Linked DNA regions of Homo sapiens: region 1 is linked to region 2. A link is a loop called in an ENCODE intact Hi-C map of the cell type or tissue named here. Cell type or tissue: transverse colon. All regions are shown on one strand. Each heading gives the region's core, and the rest is flanking DNA. Links, peaks and the distances in the headings are about the cores only.

What was found. A loop is a pair of places that touch in the nucleus more often than their neighbours do. Peaks named below come from ENCODE experiments on the same cell type or tissue, not always from the same donor. Only the 100,000 strongest peaks of a DNase experiment are listed, where the experiment ranks them.
Region 1: it touches region 2 in a loop (10-fold over the local background); 3 of 110 quality-filtered maps call a loop at or near these places.

Annotation. Positions count from the first base shown.
Region 1 is chr19:29,527,916-29,536,244 of GRCh38, reverse strand. It overlaps VSTM2B (V-set and transmembrane domain containing 2B), which reads right to left. Exons shown (of 5, transcript NM_001146339.2): 3 at 7,783-7,812; 4 at 5,955-6,426. It overlaps LOC124904683 (a long non-coding RNA gene), which reads left to right and starts at 6,965. Exons shown (of 2, transcript XR_007067215.1): 1 at 6,965-7,204. RefSeq lists an enhancer at 1,371-1,871. In transverse colon, for the core only: CTCF peaks have their summits at 7,555 and 7,758 (motif pointing right); no DNase peak of the experiment used is centred there; H3K4me3 peaks cover 954 bases; H3K27me3 peaks cover 6,219 bases.
Region 2 is chr19:28,888,317-28,896,645 of GRCh38, reverse strand. No RefSeq gene overlaps it. Among named protein-coding and RNA genes, the nearest start is that of LINC00906, 73 kb to the left of the region's middle. In transverse colon, for the core only: no CTCF peak of the experiment used is centred there; no DNase peak of the experiment used is centred there; H3K27me3 peaks cover 972 bases.

The DNA.
Region 1 (8,329 bases), core at 131-8,130, 640 kb before region 2:
CTGGAATTACCTGGGTGCCCTGGCTCCTTTAAGTTTGGGTCCACACTGCCATCTCTGGTTCCCCCTTATGGCAAGCGTGGGGCTGGGCCCAGAAGGCTCCCAGTGACTGGCTGCTGGGGGAGAGGATGCCATGTCGCTGATAATGGCGTAAGATTGCTGCTGTTAGGGATGAAGCAGGCATTGCTTGCCAGCTGTGAGGCTCAGCCATTTCCTTTATGAAATCCTTTAATTTTCTTTTTCAGGATGCTCAGAGAGCCTCGCCCTCTCTTCTCTGGGACATCCCTTGCCAGATTTGTTTTCTTCTTAATTATAATTCTCATGTCACATCGGAACTTGGGGGAAGAGTGGATTGTTCATTTAAGGTGAGGGCCTTTGGGTCCTCGTGGGTCCGGGGAGATGGGAAAACCAGGTGGCTGCCTCAATGGCTTGCTCAGGGCCCACAGGTCCTGGGCCTGCTGGTACTGCTGGTGACTCTGCTGCATCGCGATTCTCCTGGGTCACGTGTGTGCCATTCCTTCAGCTCTATCACCACCGGGGCATGGGTCGAGATGTAGTGACTGTCTCCACCTTGCCCACGGCCCCCTTTGGTCACGGTTTACGGTTGCCATGGCGACATCCGCGGATGCTCCCCTTTGACGGCTCCCAGCAGCCACAGCCTCTCTACAGCCATCATACCCATGGCCTTGGCTGTCTTTCTCTCATTATTAATTGAAATATTGAGAGCCAGTTCTCCGTGTGGGCACCCAGCAGCAGCTTGCCACATCCAGCCGGCTCTCTGTGGGGGCCATGGTGCCTTTCCTTGGAGCCAGAGCCCTGAGGCTAATTAGAGGTTCACACGCCACTGCTCTGATCCCAACGTCCCTGCAGAGGGGAACCTCTGGCCAACACACCAGCCATTCAGTTGCAAACTGGATTCTTTTGAGGCCGCGCTAGACTTTACTGCGGTGCCTTTTCCATTTAGAAGTGTTAGTCTGGAAGATACTCTGCTTGGTCTCTCTCTCTCTTTTCTAGAAATGGCAACCAGCAACAAAGTGTTCACGAAAAATGGGTCAGCATTCAGATTAATTAGGAGCCAGATTTATGAACACAGCTAAGACGGGGCCCAGCCTCCTGCGCCTGCTCTGCTCTGCTAATGCAGTCCATGTTTATTTTTAAGCACAAATACCAAAATGTCTCTTGACAAATGAGACGTGAAATGAATGAGTTTTTGCACATCAACTTTTAGTGCAAATATGTATTTGGGTGTATTAGGTACACATGTGGCATGGGAAGGGCTTTCTTGCCTGGCTGTGCGGTAGCTAATGGATGAGGGCTGGAGGAAGTCCCCCCTCTCTCCTTCGTGGCATTACCAAAGTGGCTCACTTAAAAAATAGGGACTTTTTTTCTGACTTCCTTCCAGGAACGATCGCTTAATGGGGGACTATTTGGGGAGATGTACTGGGACCGCCCCTGCTGTTGCCAATCTGAAATGGCCAGTGTCCTGAGCCTCTTTCTTTTCTTTTCTTTCTTTCTTTCTTTTTTTTTTTTTGAGACAGAGTTTCAGTCTTGTTGCCCACGCTGGAGTGCAATGGCGCGATCTCGGCTCACTTCAAACTCCGCCTCCCAGGTTCAAGTTATTATCCTGCCTCAGCCTCCCAAGTATCTGGGATTACAGGTGCCTGCCACCACACCCAGCTAATTTTTTGTGTTTTTAGTAGAGACAGGATCTCATCATGTTGGCCAGGCTGGTCTCAAACTTCCGTCCTCAGGTGATCCACCCGCCTCGGCCTTCCAAAGTGCTGTGATTACAGGCGTGAGCCACTGTGCCTGGCCATGAGCCTCTTCAGTGCCCCCAGGTCCTCAGCCCACCCTTCTCCACTCTGCTGTGAGCCCCTGAGGGCTGACCTCTACAGCCTGCACCACCTGGGTGCCCCTGCCTTCAGGTTCCAGGAGGGTTTGGCCAAAGGGAGGCCCAGACAGGGAATGGAGGGCAGGAGGAGTGAGATCCTTGCTGGGTGACTGTGGGTTGGCTGTGTGCCTCCCCTCCTACTCTCTGGGTGCTACCAGCTGCCCCCAGACCTTTAGGCTAGGTCTGCTGATGGCTCCCACTGATGCCAGCCCCGGGGACCTGCATCAATCCTTTGTTGGCTGCCCTAACCCTGTCCACACCTTGGTACATACGCTCTTTCCATCCCCCCCAGTGACCCTGTTTGAATGTTCCATGTGCCTCTGCCAGCACCCTGGTTGATATCCTCTGCAAACACTCTTGACTATTAACCAAGAGGCAGCGGTCCTTTCTGGACCCCTCCCCATCAAGCTGCCTAGAATTGAGTGGCTGGGAGGCAAGGCCCAAGGTCGTCTGCCCCGAGCTCCCTCTGCAGCTCAGGCTGCTGTGGTTCCGAGCAAAGCAGCTGGCTTGCTGCCTCTCAGGGCGCTCAGCAGTACCTGGTGCCAGCAGCTGAGCTCGGGGCACTGGCTGGTGATGCAGCCCTACAGAAAGGTTACTAATGCCCATCCTCCAAAACACAGTCTGCAGGCTTCACATTGACAGCACACAGCCTGGGTGGCCTTGGGTGACCGGGGTGAGGTGGGACACAAGACTGAGCATGGTTCCCTCCTTGGCATCAAGGCTGTTCGGATGTGTTTGTGAATGACAGGTCTGCCATCCATTTTCCGTGCCCAGAGTGGGACATAGAGTGCCTGGAGCAGAACCACTCTCAAGAGAGCTTCACCTGGAGAGTGAGGGACACAGGTTTTCTGACCTCCCAGCTGAAGGCCCACCTTCTGGGCACCCCAAAGGAGACTTGGAGAGAGACTGGAGGTTCTTTCTGAGATGTGTCTACACAGTTCCTGGCCAGTTCAGGAGCTGGCAAGGGTTAGGGGGTGACAGAGACCTCAGAGGCCACTGTACTTCTATCCCAGGGGTGCTGCTGTCAGCCCCGCTGGGATCCAGGCAAGCTGTGCTTTCTAGATGGCAGTGGACATCAGCCCCTCCAGGGAAGGCAGAGTGACCCACATGGGCATTAACATATGGCCCCGTGGCTGGTGGGTGCCCAAGGTCCTATCTGCTGGGATGGCACTGGGCACTGTGCCATCAGCATTGAGTTGACCTGAGGACCTCCATATCTTCTGGGAAGAAGGGCACTGACTGGCCCACCTTCCCTGGATGAGATGTCCTGGAGCATCTTCACTCTCTCATTCAGCCTCCATGGCCAGCACCGAGACTGGAGATCAGACTGGCTATGGCAGGCAGTCAGGTCATCTGTGGCTGGGCCTGGGACTCAGGCTGAAGGCCAAGGGAAGAGGGAGATTCAAGCAGGAGTGCGCTCATGACCTTGGTCTCATTATCATTTTGTGAGCACAACCAAGTCCACTCTCAAAGATCTATTTCACATGGTCTTGACCGGTCTTTAACCAACTGCTGGTTCCACTTGGCATTCAAGGCCCTCCATAGCCTGGCTTCCAACTGCCAACCTTTTAGCTTTATCTGCCCATCCTCTCCTCTCCAGCTAGTGCAGCTAATGACCAGGGTGATAATAATGAACATATATGTGCAGCAATTTCCATACCAAGCTCCCTCTGAGGTCAGAGAGATTATCCTGTTCATTTTACAGATGACTCAGAGATGGTAAGTCACTTGCCTAAAATCACACAGCCAGTAAGTGGTGGAAGCACAACCTACATCGGAACTTCTGCCTTTCAAATCCTCCAGGAATATCCTAGAGGTACGTCCCAGCCTGTAATGCACACATTTCCTTGCTGGGGCCCAAGGGGAGGGGGAAGAAGGATGTTCTCTTCACCAACAAGCATCAGTTAAGCCAATGGCTCTGTAAGTCAATAGGAACTCTCCCTGAGCACTGCCTGTATGCTGAACAGAGATGGCTAACTCCTCGAAGAGTCACGCTCCCCTTGCACTGTGAAGAGATGAGGCCCGAAAGCAGCCGCCACACCAAGGACTACATTTCCCAGCGGGCCCTACATCCATGTTGGACCATGTGACTGAGTTCTGGCCGATGGAAGAGGGTAGAAGTAATATTTACCACTTCTAGACCTAGCCCTTAAAAAACGCCTTGCCATTTTTCTAAACCAGCTTTTCTCTGAGAGAGTTAAGCGCTGCCAGAAAGATTTGAGTGGCTGTTTTCTCAGTCTCCCAAGAATGATACATACTTAGGGCCGTCCTAAATGCATATGAAACAAGTTGATTCATCATACACAATGCATGCCTGAGAGTATTAGGGCTTAATTCTCTTAGGGCAGTGAGCTGACAAGGGCTGCTTCTGTCTCTCCTCACTGGTCTGCTGGCTCTATGTCATGCCCAGAGTGACTTTGGAAGCCTCCTGCTGAGGCTGGTACTCTCAGCCTGGGTCCCTGGATGACTGCATGGAACAGAGCCGCCACATGCCCTGGGGCACTCCAGGGCAGGACTTGATATGAACGAGGAATATTAAATTTGAATTGTGTCAAGCCACTGGCCTTTTGGGGTTTATTTGTCACAGCACCTAGTGATATCTTAGTGCAGAGGGTGGAAAGTTCCCAGCTGGGCTGTGGAGGCTCTTTGCAGGTCCCTACCTTCCCCAGTAGCCTGAGGGACAGTCTTGTGGGCTCCTGTGTGGCATCCAAGACGGATGAGGCCTTCGGATCAAGCCAATAGCCTGAGACGCACTGAGGCGGCTGCTACAGTGGGTAGAGCTAAATGAGAGACAGAACTGAACTGATGTGCCAGGCAGACTGCAGGCTCAACTGTCGGAGGGCTTGAGAGTTAGCCAGGGAGGCAGGATGAGATGGTGACACTAAGGACATGAAGACCTGCCCCAGCGGATTCTGCAGGTAGTCCAGGAGCCTGCAGGAAGACCACCCTTTGAGAACTACCACTGTAGGGGTGTGACAATGTGCTCCATCACATCTAGGAAGTTTCACATGCACCTGTACCCAAAGCCAGGCTCCCAGGGCCATGTGGCCAGGAGAGATGCTCCCTGTGGGACTCTGCATCAAACAAGACTGAGGAGAGGGGCCAAGGGAGGGAGCAACCTGCTCACAGTCAGGCACTGGGGTGGGCTCTGAGGCCCAGCTTGGAGCAGGGGGAGAGAGTGGGGGATGCCTTGGGAGGAGGGGCACACTGGGCAAGCCTTTCTACCCTCCATAACCGCCCCCCACCGCCCCCACCCCTGCCTCTGCCAATGGCTCCTACCGCCCCAGAGCTGCCTACCAGGGGGTAGTCAAGCCATCATTTTCTCCTCCTTCTGCCTTCTCACATCCCGCCCCCCATCCCCAATCCCTTCTCCCAGCCTCTCAGCTCCCTAAGAAAGCAAGCCTTCCCCTCTGGGTGCCTTCCTAACAGTGGCTTAGGGCTCAGTCCTTACTGCCCCCACCCCAAAGCCAAAGGGAGAGGATCTGCGATTTACAGCAGAGTGCAGAGCTGCTGCCTAGGGCCATCCTGCATTTAGCCAAAGAGGGCGTAGGTTACACAGCCAGGCCCCTCCACACCCTTGGACAAAGTCTGTTCAATCGAGCACACAAAATAGAAACCAACGCAACTCAAGTTTTAACCGCCTCCCGCTCTCCAGCAGGTGCCAGTGCCCCCATCTGGGGATAGCTCATTTCCACCACCGGTGGTGGCTGAGTACTGGCCCCTTGCCACCATCGGAGCTCAGCCCTCAGGGTCCAGTTCTCCAAACCCAAAAGAGGTCGCCTCCCCACACTACAGCCTCCAGCGTACCCTGAGGTAGCTGGCAGGGCAGCCCCCTCCTCCATTCATAAATGCACATCAGAAATGCTTCCAGAGGCCAGGAGTAAAGACAGAGAAACCGCGGGAAGAAGGCCCTGGGGGGGGCGCTCCCGACCTAACTAGGAAGGAGTATGCATATGCAAATGCGCCCAGGGGGCGGGTCCTGGGTCCGGAGCCCCCCGGGGCGTCCCGGCGCAGCCCTAGCCCTGCGCCATCCCCGCGCGTGCGCCCCCTCTCCGCGATCCCTTACCCGAGCCGTGCCTCTGGCGCAGCAGGACCGCCTGTCCCGATGGCGGCGACGCTGACGAGGCAGCAGCAGCTGCCGCGACTGTGGTGGTGGGCGTGTGGGCCGCCGAGGCTGCCGCGGCCTCGGGGACTGCGGGATCGATGGCGGCGGGAGGGCTCCCGGGCGGCGGGCTCTTGTCGCCGCGGCCGGGCTCGGAGGTGGTACGGCTCGCGGCGCCCGCGTTGTTGGCGTTGGCGGCGCTGGCTGGGCCGTGGCGACGCGGGCCGCTGCTCTGGATGTGGGACACGGCCTCGGCGGCCTGCATGTTGGGCGGCGCGAAGCGCGAGAGCACGCGCAGCATCGCCTGGGCCTTGTGCTCCTGCGTGTCGTCGTCGCTGTAGTCCGACACGCGGCACTCGTACACGCCCTCGTCCTGCAGCCGCACGGCAGACAGCCGAAGCCGGTGTGAGATGTCATTGCCCTGGACGCGTACGGTCTGCAAGAGAGCAGGGTTAGAGGCCGGGCTGGGCAGCTCCCAAACCTACTCTTCTGGCCACCCTGGCCGTCGCGCCCCCTCATCCGCGCACCCCAACACTTCCCGGATCCTGGTTTGCCCACCATCACGATCCGGCTTCCCTTTCACCCGCGTCTACCCAGTGGCATAGGGCTTCCAACTCTGCGTGGACGCCAGGCAGCCAGCTCTTTGGACTGTGTCCCCACGTCCCCATCACGTTAACCAAACGCCCACCTTGCATCTGCCCCGCCCATACAAACCAACACTGCTTGTCTTCCCGTAGCTGGCGCTTCAGAAGGGCAGAGTCCACCTCTCCTTCCTCCCTCCTGCACCTTCAGGAAACCCCAGGCTGGATTCCTTGTTCCTTAACTTCCCCACGTCTTTCCCGCCCCGACGCGCTCCAACCGACAGTCCCGCCCCAGCCGGCCCTCCTCACCTCCCGGAGCACGGAGGGCCTGCCCGAATCGCTTCCTAAGGAAAGCCACCCTGTCACCGGACCCCGCCCTTTACAGCTAACACTGTGCTTTCTTAAGAAGGCAAGCAACGCTGAGGCTGCTGCCTGGCTCCCTGGCCACCTGCTACCAACCCGCCTTTCCGCGGGATCTCCAGAAGCCCCCCAGCGAAGTGCTCCTCCCCTGCGCCCCGGTGGGGACTTCGGGAAGTACTGCTCTACGGCTCTCAACAAACACCCAGGGAGCCCTCACCTCTGAACCGAGCCCACGAGGAGGCTTCGTCATCTCCAGGCCTTTCTACGCTCCAGGTGGGAAGCTTGGGCGCATCTCCTCCCAGAGTTAGCAACCCCATGACCCGGGCCCCTCGCAGCCTGGCACAACCACCCCCTACCCCGTCCCCTGCAAGCCTGCAACACCCCGCACCCAGACCCGCAATCCAGGCGGAGGATAAAGGGTTGCAGCGGAGGGCGCAGAGCAGATGCTCAGGGCGGGGCAGAGGGGGCGGGAAGCTGGCGCCACGGTCGCGGCGAGGGCGAGCAGCCGCGCGCTCCCGGTGCTAGGAGGAATGCCCGCAGAGCGGAGGCTGGCAGGCGCGAGAGGCCCTAAGCGCGCAGTCCGACCAAGGGGAGTTTTACAGGTCAGCGCCGAGCCGAATTAGGGGACTCAAGCCTTGGACCCTTGATTTACACAAAAGAGAACCCGACCCTGCAACCGGCGACAGATGGCGCCCGGACACGCCGAGCAGCCACCGATGCAAGGCTGCGATCGCTGCCCTACTTGCGCGGCCCCACATGCGCGGCCGCCGCGGCTTGCTAAGGGAGGGAGCTGCGGGACCCGAGGCGGCCAGAAGGGGTCTCCCGCGGCCCGCGCTGGGCTCCACACTTACGCTGATTTTAGTTGCATCCTTATTTGTTACCTAAAATGCAAAGAGGGAGAGAGAGACGTGAGGCTCGCGGCCTTCTGGCTAGGGGAACTCGGATCCGCCTTTAGGCAAGGGCACCCTCCTCCGGCAGGCTAGGACCGAAACCGCCCGGGGGATGGGGGTTGAGGGCACAAAGGACGTCCGGCTTTCCAAGAGTTTCCCAGGAGGAAGCGGGCTTTGGAGCTAGCATGGTGCCTGACCAACGGGTGGCTGCCCTGGTGCACACCTGCCGGCTGAACTGGGGAGACTGGATGGACACCAGGGTGGGAAGGAAAGCCCCTCTCCTTCCCTCTGGGCATCCTTAGGCCCTGCCGCGTGGCTCAAAATCCTCCCCCAGCTCACTGGGAGCCGTGAAGAACTGGAGGGAGGGCCGCTGTGTCTGGACAGCACCCAGCGGGAGGCTCAGTGGGAGTAACTCTGGGTGGGACCCTGGGAGAATGTAGGTGTGTGTAGGTGTAGGTGTGTGTGTAGGTGTGTGTGCACGCGAGCACACTAGAGTGTGTAAGAGAGT
Region 2 (8,329 bases), core at 120-8,119:
AAGTAGAAATATTGAAAAGGAACACTGACATTCTATAGTGGGCCAAGGAGCAAGACACTTTGACTCATTTAAAATTATTTATTTAATATAAATATAGCAGAGGAGAGAGTTACAAGGACCCTAGGAACAGGGAATAAAACTATTTTAAATTAAATGTGTAACCCCAGAATGCAAGTGACTTTTACTGTCTTCAAGGTACAATCCTTCTTGTCATCTTGATATTCTAATCTTGGTTCCATTATATGCGTTTTCACAATGTCAGATAGAGAATGCCTAACACTAAGATATTTAAATCAGATCAGCCTGACCTGAGATACACATTTTACGTCAAGTTGCCATAAACCGGCAGATCCAATTTCTAAGATGTAGCATGTTTGATCATTGCAAGTGTGGGGAGGGGTCTCCTCAGGGTCCCTGGCCTTGCTTGGTTACTGTCAACTCCAAAGTGCATTTATTTCAGTGAAGCACCACACCTCAGCCCATGACCTTTCCTGGAAATGGATATAGATGAACTCACAAGGCTAAATTAAAAGTTCAAATTGTGTTTGAATGTTTACCACTTTTCTTCTCACGAGTTAAGGTTTGTTTTTAAAGATGTGGATGCTTCCTCCAGCTCCCACCAAACTCCTTAAAAAAGCAGCTCTGGGAACATGGCACACCCCAAGTCAGATGTCACCTGCTATGGTGCAGTCAGGCTGGAGAGGCCCTACTCAGGACCGGGCTCCTATTGCTGCCAGGGAAAGCCCTGTCCGCTCCTGCACTCTGGCATGGGGAGATGTGTGCATTTCAGGAGTTGCACAAATATTTCCTCATTTGCCATTCAGGTCACATAGCATCCAACACCAAGATAAATGGAAAAAATATGTCTATGAAATACTTCATTAAGAAAAGCTCATCATCTCATTCCATGACACCAAAAGGGTAATCATAATAAATGATTTATAATGGGGGATCTGAAATATTTAGATAAAACGTTGCTTTGGTGGTGTTTCTACATCAGCTCACTTTTATAACTACTCAGACTTGAGATACCCGCTGACCTCAAGGTGTAATAACTGGAGGCCAAACTTCTTCTTGCTCAAAAAGCTGGAAGCAGCATCTCTTCATTAATTTCAAGCTCCACCTAGGCCCATTCTGCTGAGCCAAAGACTCATCTGTAATGAGAGAGGATGGAGAAGGGGGTAAAGGATATGTCTACAAGGCCTGGGCCACCTTCTCCCCTCACTCTGCTAAAAAATAGGGACGTTTCCACTCAGAATAATAAAGAGCATCTGAGCATCACGGCTGCCCATCAATGGAATTAATTGCATTAGAAGCCAGTTAAATACATCACGGAAGACAGGCAATAGCTGCCTACAAAGTCCCTCTTCACTCAGAGATTATGTGATTATTTAATTCTTTCTAAGTATTTTTGAGCACAACACACTTATCAGTCCTGGAAAAAGATAAAAGTAAACAATGATTGAGGACTCGTTATACAGTAAGCACTATAATAGGTACAGGCAGGGGAAACAGTTACAGAGAACAGACACCTCCAGGTTTCAAGAGGATGGCAACTGACTGGGAGATTTTCCTTTCCTCTGGATAAGAAGGTAATTGGGTCGGGTGCAGTGGCTCACGCCTGTAATCCCAACACTTTGGGAGGCCGAGGTGGGTGGATCACCTGAGGTCAGGAGTTTGAGACCAGCCTGGCCAGCATGGCAAAACCCCATCTCTACTAAAAATACAAAAAATTAGCCAAGTGTGATGGCGTGCGCCTGTACTCCCAGCTACTCGGGAGGCTGAGGAAGGAGAATCACTTGAACCTAGGAGGTGGAGGTTTCAGTGAGCCAAGATTGTGCCACTGTACTCCAGCCTGGGCAACAGAGTGAGACTCCATCAAAAACAAAACAAAACAAACAAACTATATATATATATATATATATATATATATATATATATATATATATATATATAATCAAAGTGTTTAATCATATGGGAAACTCCATTGGAAAAGCAGATTCCACAAAGAAAGGAATTTCCTGGCTTTGGTGGATGTGGCAGGAAAAAAAAAAGAAGGTAATTGGCACCAAGTTTCCACTTGACGTCTAGGACTCTTCACTTTCTGCACCTCCACCCCACTTCTCCTGTTTCATGTATCACCAGGAGCACATGCAGGTTTGGTCCAAGGAGAGGCCCAGGCCTCAGTCTCAGCCTCCAGCAGTTAATGGAGTTTGCAGGGAGCAGGAGAAAGGAACCAGGCTGAGCTCAGTCAGCAGGAAGCGGCATCATCCATTCAAAGTAACAAAACTAACTTGCGGTGGGGCCAAGCATCTGACCAATCAGCAGAGCTAGCCAATTTTTCCACCTCTGTTCCCTAGTTGTCTTGCTGGCCTTTGGCTGGATCCCAGACTCCAGAAGACTCCCTGTGAGCTAACCTGCTGCTGACAACTGTGCTAAATCCTAGATGACTCTGGCAATCTGGCCACAGCCATAAATTCATATCACCTATAATATCCAGGCCTAGATCCATATCTTTCTTTCCTGTTCATTTATTTGCTGACTGGTTTTTAAGGAGCTGACACTCAATATTTGAAACATGCAAATGGCATGTGTTCATGTGTGGAGTCCAAACAGAAAGAGGCTTTAGAGATTTCAGGGCCAATGGGATTCCTAATGCACATCAGTCTCGTGCTCTGTGCAACTGGATTATAATCAGAGGATTTTGATAAAGGCAAAATTGGAGATGAGATTGAGATATGATTTTAAACATCTTGCTTGCTGGCAAAGTCCCCAGCCACACCACTTGCCAATTTGCACGTCCAAACTTACTAATGATCAAAGGAACACAACTCCAAATAATCAGGGCTGATTTTATGTTCAGAAACTCTCATACCTTAACCATGGGATGGTTAATTGGTTCAATTAGCAGAAAAAGTAAGCTAAAGTGGCCAGTGCTTTAGATCAAGTCCACTGGGCTATGAAGGGCAGATATTAAAACTAGTAATTAGTTAATATTTATTGAGTGCCTACTATATGCCAGGCACTCTTCCATGTATTTATAAGTATTATTTAATCATCACATCATTCGTATGAGGAAAGCACTCCTGTCATCCCATGTTATAGAAGAAGAAGCTGAAACACACAGATGTCCCAATAACTTATAAGTCAGAAAGCTGGGGAGCGAAGGAACTAGAATTTAACACTGAGCAGTGTGACTCCCTAGCTCAGGTTCACACATATGAATCCACATGTGTGTGAAGCACCACATTCTGACATTCGTTTTCTCAAATTCTAAATGAATTACTCGTTGTAATAAGTAACTTAAAGGGCCAGTCATTTCACACCGGCTGTTTTGCTGCCATCTTCCCCAGGCCCTGCTCTAGCCCTGTCCGTCACCTCGTCTACGATAGCTGCTGTCTTCCTGAGTGGGGCAGGATATCAGGCCTACAGCTGCCATAGGCATCAGTGGAAACCCCTAAAACTCCAGCCAGCATACAGGATATTATAAAACCATGCTTGTGTGCACCAACCACGCTGCAACACTGCCTGGAGAACTAGGGCAGACTTGAGTTTCAACAGGACTCTTCGATTGATTTCTGGGTAACTTTGGTCAAATTGCTTCATCTTTCTAAGCTTCATATTCCTCCTCTGAAAAACAAAGCTCTTCAAATCAGGTTTTGTTGTGATAATACTGTGTAACAAACCTCTCCCAAATTTCTGTGGCTGAAATCACATTCATTTAGATTTCATTCATGGATAAGCTACTGCTCATCAGCTGCTGCTCGGCCGGCTGGGCTCCAGAGTGACACTAGGGCTTAAGTGTGTCCCATATGTCTCTTCATTCTGGGCCCAGTGACTCGCGGGGCATGCTCTCGTCATGGCTGAGGGCAGGAGGGAAAGAGGATGGGCAGAAACTCCACACACACGTTTAAAGCTTCTGGCACGTGTCTGTTCATGTCACATTGGCCAAGGAAGTCATATGGTCATGGTCAAAGGCAGGAGGGTGGGACTGCGAACTGCTCTCAATGAACCAAAACTAGGAAAGGAAGGGAAGGAGGAATTATGAAGAAATATTACCAACCAACACAGAAAAGTGGACTAATATTATTTTGGTATTTTTACCTCCACAACAGAAAAAAAAAAAAAAAAAGCAAAAAGAGGCATGGCCATAGTAACCTATCCAAGAATTTCAGCTTTGTTTTGGAAACCCTCTGCCTTCAGGAAAGCAGAAGCATTTTATACTGTATGTGGTGGGGCTGGTGTCTTACTTTGTATCAGAACAACTTGTAATACGTTCATTATTTGATGCAGTCATTTTTAGGAGCCTCCAGGAGTGCATTTTAAAGAAATAATCAGAAGCATAAAAGTATTTATGTGTAAAGGTGCCCATCAAGGCATTTTTTGTAATAGCAAAAAATAAGAACAACAATACGTCCATAAATAGAATATTTAAAATCCATACAAGGGAAGATTATGGAGTTAATTTTTAAATGGTATTTTTCTAAGAATATCTATGGAGGCAGAAAAATGCACCTAATACAATGCTAAGTACATAAATCAGAATGTAAAAAACATGCAATAGAATCTCACTTTTGTAAAGCATATTGCTCTGTATCACTGAGAAGTGATTGGATGGAGTTTAAAAATGTTATCACTGGCTAGCTACAGATTATGGACAGATGATGCAGCCTGGGTATTTAATTTTTCCTACCTGTTTTTTTTCTATACTTTCCAAATTTCCCACAGGAAAAAAAATAGAATGCTTTTAGGCCGGGTACAGTGGCTCACGCCTATAATCCCAGCACTTTGGGAGCCCAAGGCAGGCAGATCACTTAAAGTCAGTAGTTCGAGACTAGCCTGGCCAACATGGTAAAGCCCATCCCTACTTACTAAAAAATACAAAAATAATAAAATAAAATAAAATAGAAGAATGTTTTTAAACTGCTAAGCTGGTCCATAAGATGCTTCAACTGTGGAGGTTCCCAACCAAACCCAGCTAAGAGTTTGGACCACGTGCCCTGGAACTGAGAATTCCCAGAAAGCATGAGTGCTGCCACAGCTCACTTATCTCCACCCTCTAATGACAAACAATCGATGCAAATGGCATGCGTGCCCACTGCTGAATCCACAGTTCTATCAGGAAGACACCACGAGCTATTAGCAATACTGACGGTCTAAAGGCTGTTCAGTGTTGAACAGGATATTTCATTTCATTTGATTATTTTCTAGACCTTGAACATTGCATTTGGACAGGAATCCAGTTACCTTGTTTGTCAAGGGCTTTGGGAAATGGAGTGGAGGCATCTGATGATGGAGAACCAGGGTTCCCCATTTGGGTACTCATTTATTAGGCAAAGTAATTCTTTTGGGACCTGGATGACCTAGAAGCAGGAATCTGACTTATGACATCGAGAGGACAGTCAGCACTGAATGGCCTTTAGATGCCAGGTTCGATGGATTCCCTCAGAAAGGTCAGGAAACCGGGCACAGTTCCTAGAGCCTCAGATCCTATCTGAGCTCTTTCTAGGGGCAAAGGTGCCCCCTCCTCTACTCTCCAGCAGCCACTGGGCCAATGCTCTTTGCCCAGAATTTGACCCACCTATAGGCACTTCCAGTTAAACATCAGGCAGGTACTTTCTGGGCAAGATTTCCATGAACATTCCCCTACCGTTAACTTGCTTGCAACCAAAATTGGGTGATTCGTCCCAGTGCCAGACCCATGTGCACACTCAGGACAGATTTTCTTTACAATCTCAAATTGATCTGAACTAATCTGTTCAGGTCCCTCTTTCTGGTCAAAGACCTCGTGTGCCAGGTTTCTTCTGCTTGGAGCACATTTTTACTTTCAAGTTATAAACCCTGAAAAATGGGTTTCATAATGGGAAGGCTGACAGAGTCTCAGCCATTGAGACTCAAGCAGCCATCAGCCTTACTCTGCCAAAGATATTTATTATTATTTCCTCAAATAGCCACTATTTAATACCTGTCACTTTTTTTCCTTACAAGGATGAGGGCTGTGTAGTCTCGGTTGCAAGCTCTCTTGGTTGTCGTGATGACTTGTTCCGGGGAGGCAGGTGCTTAGAGACAGATCCTTGCAGCGGGGAGCTCTGCGCTGAACTCCCCAGTGGAGGGAACAGTCACAGCCACTGCATTAAGCCTCCGTTGCAATGCAGGGTGTGGAACCGCTCTGCTCTCTGACAACGCCTACAAAAGCTCGGTGGAGCAGAACTTTCCAATGTGGTCATCTCCTGGAGGGCAAGGCTGAAGGCCTGAATCCCCATGGCATCTCCACACGCTTCTTTGCACATTTGCTGCCTGGCGCTGTTTTCAGCTGTTGGCATGGATAAAGCTGCAGGGCTGGCTCCTGAAATGTGGTTGGAGATGTCTTCCTCCCGTGAGAGGCATCTACAGAGACTGCCTGGAACAACCTTTGAAAACTCATTGTTTAAAATGTATTAACTCAAATCCTTTCCAAGTCTTCTCTGCCAAAACCCAGCACAGAGAACCACTTCTTCTCTTCCTTCACATGCCCTGACATCATTACTCCAGGGCCTCTCCATCCTGCCTCACCCCAAATGCCCCTCAAGAGATGGGTCTTTGTAAAGCCAAGGGTTTCACCCAGGAAGCCTAGAGGGCCGGGGCAGCTGCTGCTGCCTTTCCTTCTGCACAGCCTGAGACTGCCCTCTTCCGTGCTCCCTGCCCCTGCTCACAGGACACCTGCATTCCACATCTTGTGTCCTCCATCCCTGGGGGACTCAGCCTCTGAATCCTGCCTTCTGTAGCTCCCTTCCTTTGTGCAAGGCCAGCATTCCATCCAGAGCCAGACTGGGCCCCAGCCTGCAAGCAGACATGGAAATCCCTTCTGCCGAGCCAGATGCCAGACACACGGGAGCTCAGCCGGCCTTCTCAACAGGACTCTATCTTAGAAAACACTAATAAGACCTATTACAGATATTAAGCAGTTATTGAAGAGGGGTCTCTGTGTGCTCTGCTGGAAAAACTCATTTGGAACATCATTGATTTGCGAGGAGAGCTGCTTGCCCTGTGGGTGGGTTTGGGTGAGTCCCCTTAGATTCCAGTGGCAGTGATTGGAGATCCCAGAAACAGGTCGCCTGTCCCTGCCTAACTCTGATCCAGGGAGTCCCCTTGGAAGACAAGACAGACGTGGAGCACACCAGCCACACACTGCAGCACCCCTGAGCCACTACCAGGAAAGAGAGGCCTCATGAGTCCATCAGAGTTTCCTGAAAGCCTGCGAAGGCACCCATAGTCTCCTAATCGAATCTTCCCCTGGCTCCTGGCTGGCACCAGACAGAGCGCCCTTGCCATGGAGGAGTCTCTGAGTGATGCCCCGGGGCGCAGGGACAGCATGAGGCAGGAGGTGTCTGTGATGCCCTGGCTCCCCGATCCCAGGGCAAAGGCTCGGCCCTCTAGACTCCATGGGTAGCAGGGACCCAGGGCTTCTGCTGCTTCTCCTGGGCATCCCCCAGACACTGACCAGGGCTGATGGGAAAACCAGGAGCACCTCCGACCTGCTCACCTCAGAGTCCCCCTCGCCGGGCCTGGAGGCCTGGCCACTCAGGTGAGCACCGTGCAGCCTCTTTCCATCAGATTCCCATTTCACCAGCCGTTCGCGGCTGGGGAGCAGCTGCTGCACCTCTGACTTTTCCACCCATCTGCAGCCGGAGCTGGAGCCCAGCCTGATTTTCAGTTGGCCACATTTGTCTCTGATCTCTGAGCCCCACTTCCAACCCATGTCTCTAATTCCCGCCGTGCATCCCAGACAGAATCTGATGCCCAGTAGAGCTGAGTGTGAGCTCCAATAGGGCCCTAGATGCTGACCCCAAGGTGATGGCAGTATCTACGTACCCGGCATGGAGACAGTGGCTGCCAGCCCGCATGCCCCTGAGGCTGCAGGTCCCACACCCACAGCGGGGCGTCGCACGATCCTTGTGCCCACCGCCTCCCATTTCTCTATGCAGCTTTTACCTGATTTGGGTCACGGATACAAAACACACAGGAATTCATCAGTCAGCGGGTGTGAGGGAGACGGGGGTCTTGCGTGAGCTGGGACTCTGTGCCCAGTGTCCTGAAGGAGCCAGGGGTCCTATGTGAGCTGGGACTCTGCCCAGTGTCCTGAGGGAGCCAGGGGTCCTGTGTGAGCCGGGACTCTGCCCAGTGTCCTGAGGGAGCCAGGGGTCCTGTGTGAGCCGGGACTCTGCCCAGGGTCCTGAGGGAGCAGGCGGGTCCTGTGTGAGCCGGGACTCTGCCCAGGGTCCTGAGGGAGCAGGGGCGTCGTGTGTGAGCCGGAACTCTGCCCAGGGTCCTGAGGGAGCCAGGGGTCCTG